Regions from separate parts of the Homo sapiens genome. Here region 1 is linked to region 2. The links are chromatin contacts, found by Hi-C in ENCODE. All regions are on one chromosome and are shown on one strand. Each heading gives the region's core, a stretch centred on a gene start or an enhancer-like site at or near the end of the contact. The rest is flanking DNA. Distances are from core to core; before and after follow the strand shown. Region 1 holds the start of GON4L (gon-4 like). Region 2 holds the start of KRTCAP2 (keratinocyte associated protein 2).

Region 1 (4,801 bases), core at 1-2,500, 680 kb after region 2:
AGAGGGAGACTCTGTCAAAAAAAAAAAAAAAAAAAAAAAAAAAAGGCATCTTATTACCCAGGAAAACTTTACTGTCATAAATAGATCCAATAATAGAATAAGCCGCCTTGTGTTAGATCACTGGCAATGTTCAAGCGAAGCCTGAATGTCCACTTATCAGAGTACTAGATGAAAGCCTGAACTAGAGAACTGAAAAATAAAAGTTATTTGTAACTCTAAGCGTCTAAGGTTAGATTTCTCTTTCTTCTTTTCTTTCTTTCTCTCTCTCTCTCTTTCTTTCCAGAGACAAGGTCTCGCTCTGTTGCCCAGACCGGAGTGCAGTGGCAAGATCCTAGTTCACTGCAGCCTCAGACTCCTGGGCTCCAGTGACCCTCTGGCCTCGGCCTCCCGAGTAGCTAGGACTACAAGGCACTTGCCACCACCCTCAACGACTTTTTTTCTTTTTTTTTTTTTGTAGAGACGGGGTCTCGATTTGTTACCCAGGCTGGTCTCAAACTCCTGGCCTCAAGCGATCCTCCCGCCCCAGCCTCCCAAAGTGCTAGGATTAGAGGCGTGAGCCACCGCGCCCGACCTACAGTTAGTTTTAAACCTCCCTTCTGTTTCTCCAAGACATTAGGGGAGATTCTCCATCCCCTCAATCAACTGATGTAATTAAAACTCAGTAACTAAAGCTCAATAAAACATGAAGATTTCGTTGATTCCTGTGAGAGATGGTGGTGACCTTATAAGAAATAGAATGGGAGTAGCCAGGGCAGCTCTTTTATTTCACAGATAATTACTGAGATCAAAAAAAGGGGAAAAAAAGAAAAAGAAAGAAAGAAAAAGAAGGAAAGAAAGACAGCTACTTCAGCTCCAGGCACCTCAAACACAGCAGTAGCTCGACAGAATCCACTTTTTTGGGAACCCAAGTCGGACCAGCAGGGTGAATGAATGCCAATGTGGAGGCAGCCCCGGCACGGCCCTCTCCTAGGAAAACATTTTCAAAAGGGGTCCTAACCGCGCTTCCACCTCGGTGCCCAGGGCTGGCTCCAGTCCCCATTCCCAACTAGACACTGGACTTCACGCCCTTAACTTCCGCCACGCACCCAGCGCCCACCCTCAGACCCGACCTTCTCAACCTGGACATCGTTCGTCCAGGTGTCCCAGCTCCCACCTGCCTCTTCCCACCCCACCACACACAAACCTGTACCCTCACCAGCCGGCCTGATTCCACGGAAACGGCTTTGGCACCACCGGAAGTCAGCCAACAACAGCGAATTGCGTGCGCGTCCCCGAGCCTCGGAGCGCCGCGCCGCAGTGCATCAAGGAGCATGCGCCTAACACTATGCGCCATCCCATTTTAGGGCAGAGTGAAGCCACAACGTTAGTGCGTCAGTTATTGGCAAAAAAATTTAAAGGCACTACTTAGCTTTCTCTGCCCATGGAGTTATCCTACTCAAAACTGAGGTTAAGATTCAGTGGTTTAGATTAACAGCTAATTTGGGGGCCAGGCGCGGTGGCTCACGCCTGTAATCCCGGCACCTTGGGAGACGGAGGCGGGCGGATTACCTGAGGTCGGGAGTTCGAGATCACCCTGGCTAACATGGTGAAACCCCGTCTCTACTAAATATACAAAATTAGCTGGGCGTGGTGGCGCACGCCTGTAATCCCAGCTACTCCGGAGGCTGAGGCAGGAGAATCGCTTGAACCCGGGAGACGGAGGTGGCAGTGAGCCGGCATCGTGCCACTGCACTCCAACCTGAGCGACAGTGAGACTCTGTATCAAAAAAAAAAAAAGATTAACAACTAATTTTTCTCACTACGAGTCACCTGGAACACAGGACCAAGGGACTGAAGAAGTCATAAAATGCCAGAAAAAGAAGTCTCTAAATTACAAATAGTGCAGGCTCCTGATTAAAACTAAGGCACTCTTGGACTCAGGCTATAGTAATTATTCATATATGTACAATATTCTGCATTTTACAAAATGCTCTCACATTTTCTTAGGTGACTTGGTCTCCACAATAGACTGTAAGATTATTATATCATATTCCAGTTTGCACAGGACAAAGTTCTGGCTCATCTGAGTAGGTGATTTCACAACGGTACACAGACAGCTATCAAGGAGAATCAGGTATTAAGTCTCCTAACTCTAGCTAATAATGCATTGACCCAGTGTCCAGGAGGCTGCCTGGGGTGTAACAGATGTTCAATAATTCAATACGTGCTTTTTGAATGAGCGAATGAATGAATGACTTCTAAAATGATGTTATTTCCACTTTTCTAGAAAAACAATGTCTGGAATCCACGGAGATTAAAAAAATAATAAAAAACAGAATGTCAAAAGGTGGAAAAATACTTTCAACCCCCTCATTTTACAGGTAAACCACCAACACAAATTTATACATTTGAACTAATCCTATCTGTAAACAGAATCCAACGGATGAAATTATCCACAGCCAAAATGAAGGTTGAAATTTATGCAAACATGGCAGTAGTCTGACTAACCTGAATCACACCAACTCTCCCAAATACCAAGGAAGACTCCAGAAGCTCGGAGTTTCATGTGTGTTGTTCTTTGACCTACAGAATACACAGATCTTTCGGTTTGGCCTCTCTCATACGAAACCCTAAGCACTTGAGGTTCATGAAAAAAATTCAACACTGATTAACTTTGGCACTTTTCATTAGTTGTTTTTTTTTTTTTTTTTAAACAGCTTTGCATACCACAATATCCATCTGTTTTACGTGTACAACCAAATTTTTTTTTTTTTTTTTTTTTCAGACGGAGTCTTGTTCTGTTGCCCAGGCTGGAGTGCAGTGGCGCGATCTCGGTTCACTGCAACCTCCACCTCCTGGGCTCAAGCGATCCTCGTGTCTCAGCCTCCCAAGTAGCGTGTGCCACCACGCCCGGCTAATCTTTGTATTTTTAGTAGAGATGGGGGTTTCACCATGCTGGCCAGGCTGGTCTCGAACTCCTGACCTCAAGTGATCTGCCCGCCTTGGCCTCCCAAAGGTTTGGGATTACAGGCATGAGCCACCGTGCCCGGCTGTTTTTTTAAAATTAGTAAATGTTCAGAGTTGTGCAACCATCCCCAGGTTTGGTCTTTCATCAGAGTTTCTGAGGTTTAAGACAGTTTCCATCCACTGTGAAATATAAGCCAAAAAAAAAAGTTCTGTAATAACCTTTAGCGGTCTCAGAAATGCATAATGATGGCAGTCGATACTGAAATCCAGGCAGTACAGAATTTTATTTTCCCAAAATTCTGGAACTCAGGACCGAGAACATTTTGCTGCTGTATTAAAGCCCAGAAAACTGAAATCAGAGGATTTCATATAATAATCTACCTATGCTTCTTACCCTTCAGTACTTTCTCGTTTTGGAACCACAGCGCGTCAGTGGGCGCGGCCTCATTCTCGGGAAAACTCGGCGGTGGGAGGAGTCCCCTCCGGGAGAGCTTCCTGAAGGGGGCGAGGGCTGACTTCCGTAATCTTTCGGAAGAGGCGGAGTCTTCTTCCGAGGACCATTCGGAAGAGGCGGAGTCTTCTTCCGAGGACCATTCGGAAGAAGGCGGAGCCTACCTCTCATCAGGACCAGTCTGACTGCACCTGCATCCTTAGCTCAGCGCATCCCCGGAGCATCTTAAGAGCTGAGCGCAGCTGACAACTAGGGGCCGGACCGTCGCAGGAGGCGTCCGCTGGATACCTTCCCCCTTCCCTGACCTAGAGCTCTACAGCTGCTGCCTCGGTACTGACCGAGGGTTCCCAGAGCTGTCTCACCATTGCAAAAACGTTATAGCAACAGCCTCTGATTACGACATGGCTGAGATCACCAATATCCGACCTAGCTTTGGTAAGTAGACTCGGGAAAACTAAGCTTGAGGTGGTCAGAATGGTTGCAAGGCCAAGGGGGCCCAGCGGCAGGGCAGAGAATGCAGCCCAGACCAGAGCCTTCAAAATGCCAGCCCCACTAAAATCGGGCCTGTGGTGGTGGGTAGTGGGTAGTGGGCAGTTGACAGTGCATGAACTTGAGCTATGGGCTGCAGGGACTGGCAGGGCCTGAGCCACACCGAGGGTGGGGAAGTCCAGGATGCTAAAACCTTGTATGGTGCACTGTCAGCACTGCTGGAGGTGAGAAACAGCAAGCGTGCGGAGGATGTGAACCCCTCCTTCTGGGGGAGGAGAGGTGGGGTAGGCCAAGCCCTCCCCCTTGGGGCACACAGGGCGGTGCCCCTTCCTCCCCCTCCCATTCCTAAGGGCTGCGGGGGAGGGAAGTGACAAGGGGGATGGGGCATCAAGATGGCAGCTTGGAGACTGTGGGCCGTGTGGCTGGCAGCCAGGGGAGGCGGCGGCCTCTGGGGAAAGAGGGGTGCGGGGTGGGGAGCAAAAAGGAAGCCACTCCTTAAGCCGGTCAGCTGGATGCTGGGGCTAGGAGGAAACGTGAGCCCTGCAAGCTCCATTCCGCATCGTAATGGTGGGGTCCCTCCGATGCTACCAAATGGCGCTTGGCGCTGCTGGGCTGGGGGATGACGTGATGTCTATTTCTGGGCCTCCTGGCAGCGCCGACGCTCTCCTTCCGGGGCCTTTGTTCCCTGTTTCCCTGGGCCGCCTTTTCAAAAAGGGGGACTGACCAGCGTTGATGCTGGCGGGGGCGCGATCCAGGCCGGAGGGGGAGGGGCGAAAGAGGCCCAGCCCGGGGGAGGCCGCTTTGTGTACCGCAGAAAGCATTACGTCATTTCAGAGCGGCTGGTCCCCGACCCAGCCCTGTGGGCTCCAAGATTAGTTTTACACTCTCTGGAGCAGAAAGTGGAGTGGAAAATAG
Region 2 (4,759 bases), core at 409-2,908:
CCAGGAGTTCGAGACCAGCCTGGGCAATGTGGTGAAACCCCATCTCTACAAAAACTTAAAACAGTAGCTGGGTGTGGTGGCACTCACTGGTAGTCCCAGCTACTGGTAAGACTGAGGAGGGAAGATTGCTTGAGACCAGGTCAAGGCTTCAGTGATCACATCCCTGCACTCCAGCCTAGGCGACAGAGTAAAGCCTTGTCTCAAAAAAAAAAAAAAAAAAAAAAGAGAAAAGATTAAGGGCAACCATGATAGATCTTTGTTTTACCACATGAGGGTTTTACATGAGATTGCATCTGCTGTGAATTTCTGAGCACGTGGCATTCCTTAAGTAATCTGGCCTTGACACTTAATTTGCTTTATAAACTTAATTCTCCATAAATAACTGAATCATCAATTCTTGATTACATGAGCAATTGAACAAGAATTATTCCAAACAGGAAATAATCTAACAGTTATTCTGATTTGGTCAGGATTCCTGCTGCCATAGATATTTGGTGCCTCTAGTATTTAGGCTCTTCACAATTCCCTCAAATAAGTAGAATTCTCTAATATTGAGTTAACTTCACATCAGAACTCCATAGTGAACTTGGTCCTGCTGCTTCTTCTGGTGGGAACAAGGACCGCCTCCCAGCGAATAGATGCAAAACATCAGCCCAAATTTGCCTGTTCCCCTCAAACCTTCCCTGGGAGCTGGCCAGAAGGTACCAAAGTTTCTTGCTTTCAAAGGCCTTCTCTTCCAGCTCCAACTCCAGGAGCTATACAAGGTGCAGAATCGAAAAGCGTCATCTGTCTTCAGACAGCTTCAGTAAATATATTTCTCCTTAACAACCTTTCACCTAAGCATCTGGAAATTCAATATCATGTTTCAGGAGGTTAAAGAGGAGAAAGTTCAAATACTCAAGCTCCAATATTCACTTACTCTCAGGGAAGATCTTTGCTTGGAATCCTTTGCCAAAGACAAGATTCTCCAGATTATTGAAGGCCTGGTTGAGGGAGTTAAGGAGTAGGGTGTGCAACGGGGACAGAGCTGTGTGGGGAAGGGGAAGGGCACATGCCTACGTGGCCCGCCCCCTCCAACTGCAGGGAGGATACAGTGAGCGAGAACACGAAGAGACCCGAACCAAGCAGGCCGCCCTGGATGGTGAGCCACTCGGTGGAGGCCAGCTGACGGCTGTACATCTGCATCCCAGCAAAGAGCAGCAGGGACAGGAGGGAGGAGAGCGCCAGCGAGGTGCCCGTACCCACCACTGGAGGGGATGGGAGAAGGGACGGAGAGTCAGGCTCCGCCCTCCCTCCGGCAAGCTACGGGCAGATCAGCCGGTCCGGAAGCTCGGTGGGCCGACCCCCTCCAAGAACTCCCGGGACTGCAGCCACACGCCCCAACTCCCCACACCGCGCGGCAACCCCTACGTATTCCCCAGCCCCGGACACCCCGAACCCTCCCGTCCGGTGGAAATGCCCGCTCCCGGTGGAACCCAGGACACGTCAGCTCTGTCGGGAGAGGACGAGGAAAGCTTGTCCACCCAAACCCCGACCCCCTCTAGGACTTCCTGGGGACCCCACCGGTCCTGTTACCCATCATGCCCCGCCCGTGAGTCCAACCGGCGCCTCTGGCCAAGAAAGGCGAGCTGAACCGGGTGCGGTTAGCTATGCGCATGCGTCAGCGCTTACCGCGGACTTGCTACTCCTCGCGTTCTCCTCTTTCTTCCTCTCAGTGCCTGGACGCAGCGCCCTCTTGCGACAGGGAGGAAATAATGCGTCGAGGGGGCATCCTCGGCCACCGCCCTGGTCCTCAGGCTTTCCTCGTACCTGGTGCGTCTGCTGCCACTCTGTACAAGGTGCACTTATCTCTTTAAGTCATTGGGCCCATGCCTGTGGCATCTATCCCATCTCTGTCTTCTTTGCCATTTCTTTCATCTCTAGTGCACGTTCCTCAAACCTCCCTGCCCCATGCCTCAACATCTCCCAACCTAAAATTTAGTGCTCCCAACCAGGAACTCATTTTCCTCCGAAACTAATCCCCCGCTTTATATGAGTAAAATTAGGAGCCAATGAAAAATGAGAATGTAAGAAATGGCTCCCCCGTCAAATACCTTTCCATATTCCCCAACCCCCCGACCGGCTTTCGAGAACCACGTGGGGAGAACTATTTCCCACCCCCTACCCCGACGGGCGCTGTTCGAGGCTGGTCCCGGGAGCATGCGCAGTGACACCTCAACCCCCAGCCCTCCTCACACCCCCACTGGGCTCCTGCATTAAGCCCGGGGTTCGCAGCCGCAGCCGGGATCGGGCACCCAGGGGCGGGCGGGCACGGTAGGGCCATGGCAGAGGGTGAGGATATGCAGACCTTCACTTCCATCATGGACGCACTGGTCCGCATCAGTGTGAGTTAAGGTGGGGTCGAGGGAAGGGGAGGGGGCGTATAGGGTTCTGGGGCAAGCTGGGACCTGGAACAGGTGGGGATCCAGGAAGATGCTGGGATGTAGACAGGGGGCTAGCGATGGCAGAAACGGCTGGGAGGGTCGGGATGCAGGTATGAGAGGGTAATCCCGGGAGCAGCCCGGAGGTGAGTGCCGTGAAGGCGTCGGTGTGCTGGAGCGTGAGGAGGAGCTAGGAGCAGCCCAGACGCAGCGGGTGGGCTGGGGTGGCCTCCAGCAGTGCACCGGGGCTGGGGCTTCAGGGGAAAGGCCCTGTTATGAGAAGAGGGACGTGTGAGCTTGGATATTTTCCAAGAAAACTGAGGACAGGTGGGGGATGATGTAGGAGCCGCCCCACAGTGCAGTTCCCAATTTGGACCCCTCCCCAAGACCCCACCCCACGCACCCCCACTCAGGGCTGCTTCCGAGCCTGCGGTTGTCATGGCAACCCGTGCCTGGCTCTCCCAGGGGCGGTGCCAACCGTGTTCCCCCCCACCACTTCCTCCCCCCCTCCTTGTTCCTCCCTCCTTTGTGTCAGCTGCGCCCCTGACCGGGATGGCTGCGAAGAGAGGGACCAAGGTGAGGTGTGGGGGTGGGGCATAGCCTGAGGACCCCCACTCTCGCCACCAAGAGGGGGAGGGGACTTCCGGTGGGGAGGGGGCGAGTAGGCGGGGCTCTTGATTCCCCCGCTAGTTCGGAGAAGGGGGTGCCGCTGACCGGGTTGCGCTGCGGGAGAGGGCGGGAGGGCCTGATGGGGGCGAAGGGGAATGGGTTGGTAAGACCGATGGGGAAGTGAAGGATGGGGAATGGAGGCTGGAGTGGCCGCAGGCCGGAGCTGCGGCAGGAGGACGTATGGAGCGAGCAGGATGGAGTGCCAACCTCGCCTGGCTATCGGGAGGAATCACGGCATGGGGGTGCTGCTAGAGAAGGGAGTGGGGGTCTGCATGGAGCTGCAGAATGGGCGGTGTCCTTGAGAAAAATGCCAGGGGCAAGCTGCCCAGAGATGGGGGATGGAGGCAGGTGAGGGGGCTGCCAGCTGGGGCTACTGCAGCTGGAGAAATGGGGATTGGGCTTGAGGCTGGAGCAGGCACAAGCTCCAACCGTCCCTCCTCTGGGCCTTTAGCTCTGCAGCGGGGAAAGAGAAGCAAGGGACAGAGGTCTGGGAAGGTCTGTGAACCAGCCCAAGGCAGGTGCTCTGGAAAAGCTGCAGGTAGCTTGTCTTGCTCCTTCCTCAGACCCCTAGGGTATCCAAGGGCAGCCAAGGGGCTGCTGAGGTATGCCTAAGTGTCCAAGCGCTGACCTAGCCTCCTGGTCCCTCCACAGACCAGCATGAAGAACATGGAGAAGGAACTGCTGTGCCCAGTGTGTCAAGAGATGTACAAGCAGCCACTGGTGCTGCCCTGTACCCACAACGTGTGCCAGGCCTGTGCCCGAGAGGTCTTGGGCCAGCAGGGCTACATAGGACATGGTGGGGACCCCAGCTCCGAGCCCACCTCTCCTGCCTCCACCCCTTCCACCCGCAGCCCCCGCCTCTCCCGCAGAACTCTCCCCAAGCCAGACCGCCTGGACCGGCTGCTTAAGTCAGGTGGGACTGGGGCCTGTAGGGTGGGGATGGGAACGCTGAGCTATTCATCAGGAAGATGGAAGAAGTCCATCACTGGTCAGAGGCATCTGTCTGTCTTTCTGGGGGGTGGAGATACTGCTTACGCAGGCTCTAATGAGAGCTGAGCTCTGGCACAATGAAAATCTAATTTAATTAAACAGGCTTCCCCACACCCAGCCAGCTGTAACTCTCATGTCCTCTACCTCCCTGGTTCACCCACAGGCTTTGGGACATACCCTGGGAGGAAGCGAGGTGCTTTGCACCCCCAAGTGATCATGTTCCCGTGCCCAGCCTGCCAAGGTGATGTGGAGCTTGGGGAGCGGGGTCTGGCAGGGCTTTTCCGGAACCTGACCCTGGAGCGTGTGGTGGAGCGGTACCGCCAGAGTGTGAGTGTGGGAGGTGCCATCCTGTGCCAGTTGTGCAAGCCCCCACCACTAGAGGCCACCAAGGGCTGCACAGAGTGCCGCGCCACCTTCTGCAATGAGTGCTTCAAGCTCTTCCACCCCTGGGGCACCCAGAAGGCCCAGCATGAGCCCACCCTGCCTACCCTCTCCTTCCGACCCAAGGTGAGCCAGCCCTTCCAAGGCCTGGGGAGGGAGGGACATGCTGCTGCAGGTGGGTGGGGGTGCCTGGCATTGTGGGTTTCCAAAAGGAAGTGGGAAGGGTTTTCCAATGCTAAGCACCTATCTCTGTAATCTGTCACAAAGTCACTGGACAAATCATTCAACAACTTTGGGCC

Evidence for each region. A loop is a pair of places that touch in the nucleus more often than their neighbours do. Pooled maps may share reads with other maps.
Region 1: a pooled map shows a loop between it and region 2 (8-fold over the local background). The contact joins the promoter of GON4L here to the promoter of KRTCAP2 in region 2. A Hi-C loop is called at or near these places in 2 of 37 single-sample maps with no recorded cell type and 7 of 50 pooled maps.

The regions. Positions count from the first base shown.
Region 1 is chr1:155,855,964-155,860,764 of GRCh38, forward strand. GON4L (gon-4 like) reads right to left here and starts at 1,251. Exons shown (of 32, transcript NM_001282860.2): 1 at 1,184-1,251. It overlaps SYT11 (synaptotagmin 11), which reads left to right and starts at 3,604. Exons shown (of 4, transcript NM_152280.5): 1 at 3,604-3,832. The coding sequence starts at 3,799. RefSeq lists enhancers at 1,131-1,330, 1,617-2,204, 3,445-3,554, 3,745-3,844.
Region 2 is chr1:155,171,646-155,176,404 of GRCh38, forward strand. KRTCAP2 (keratinocyte associated protein 2) reads right to left here and starts at 1,659. Exons shown (of 5, transcript NM_173852.4): 1 at 1,576-1,659; 2 at 1,093-1,247; 3 at 920-983. The coding sequence starts at 1,579. TRIM46 (tripartite motif containing 46) reads left to right here and starts at 2,204. Exons shown (of 10, transcript NM_025058.5): 1 at 2,204-2,384; 2 at 3,741-4,002; 3 at 4,243-4,586. The coding sequence starts at 2,322. RefSeq lists enhancers at 1,039-1,318, 1,422-1,930, 1,509-1,608, 1,809-1,858, 1,931-2,439 and silencers at 2,189-2,278, 2,448-2,742.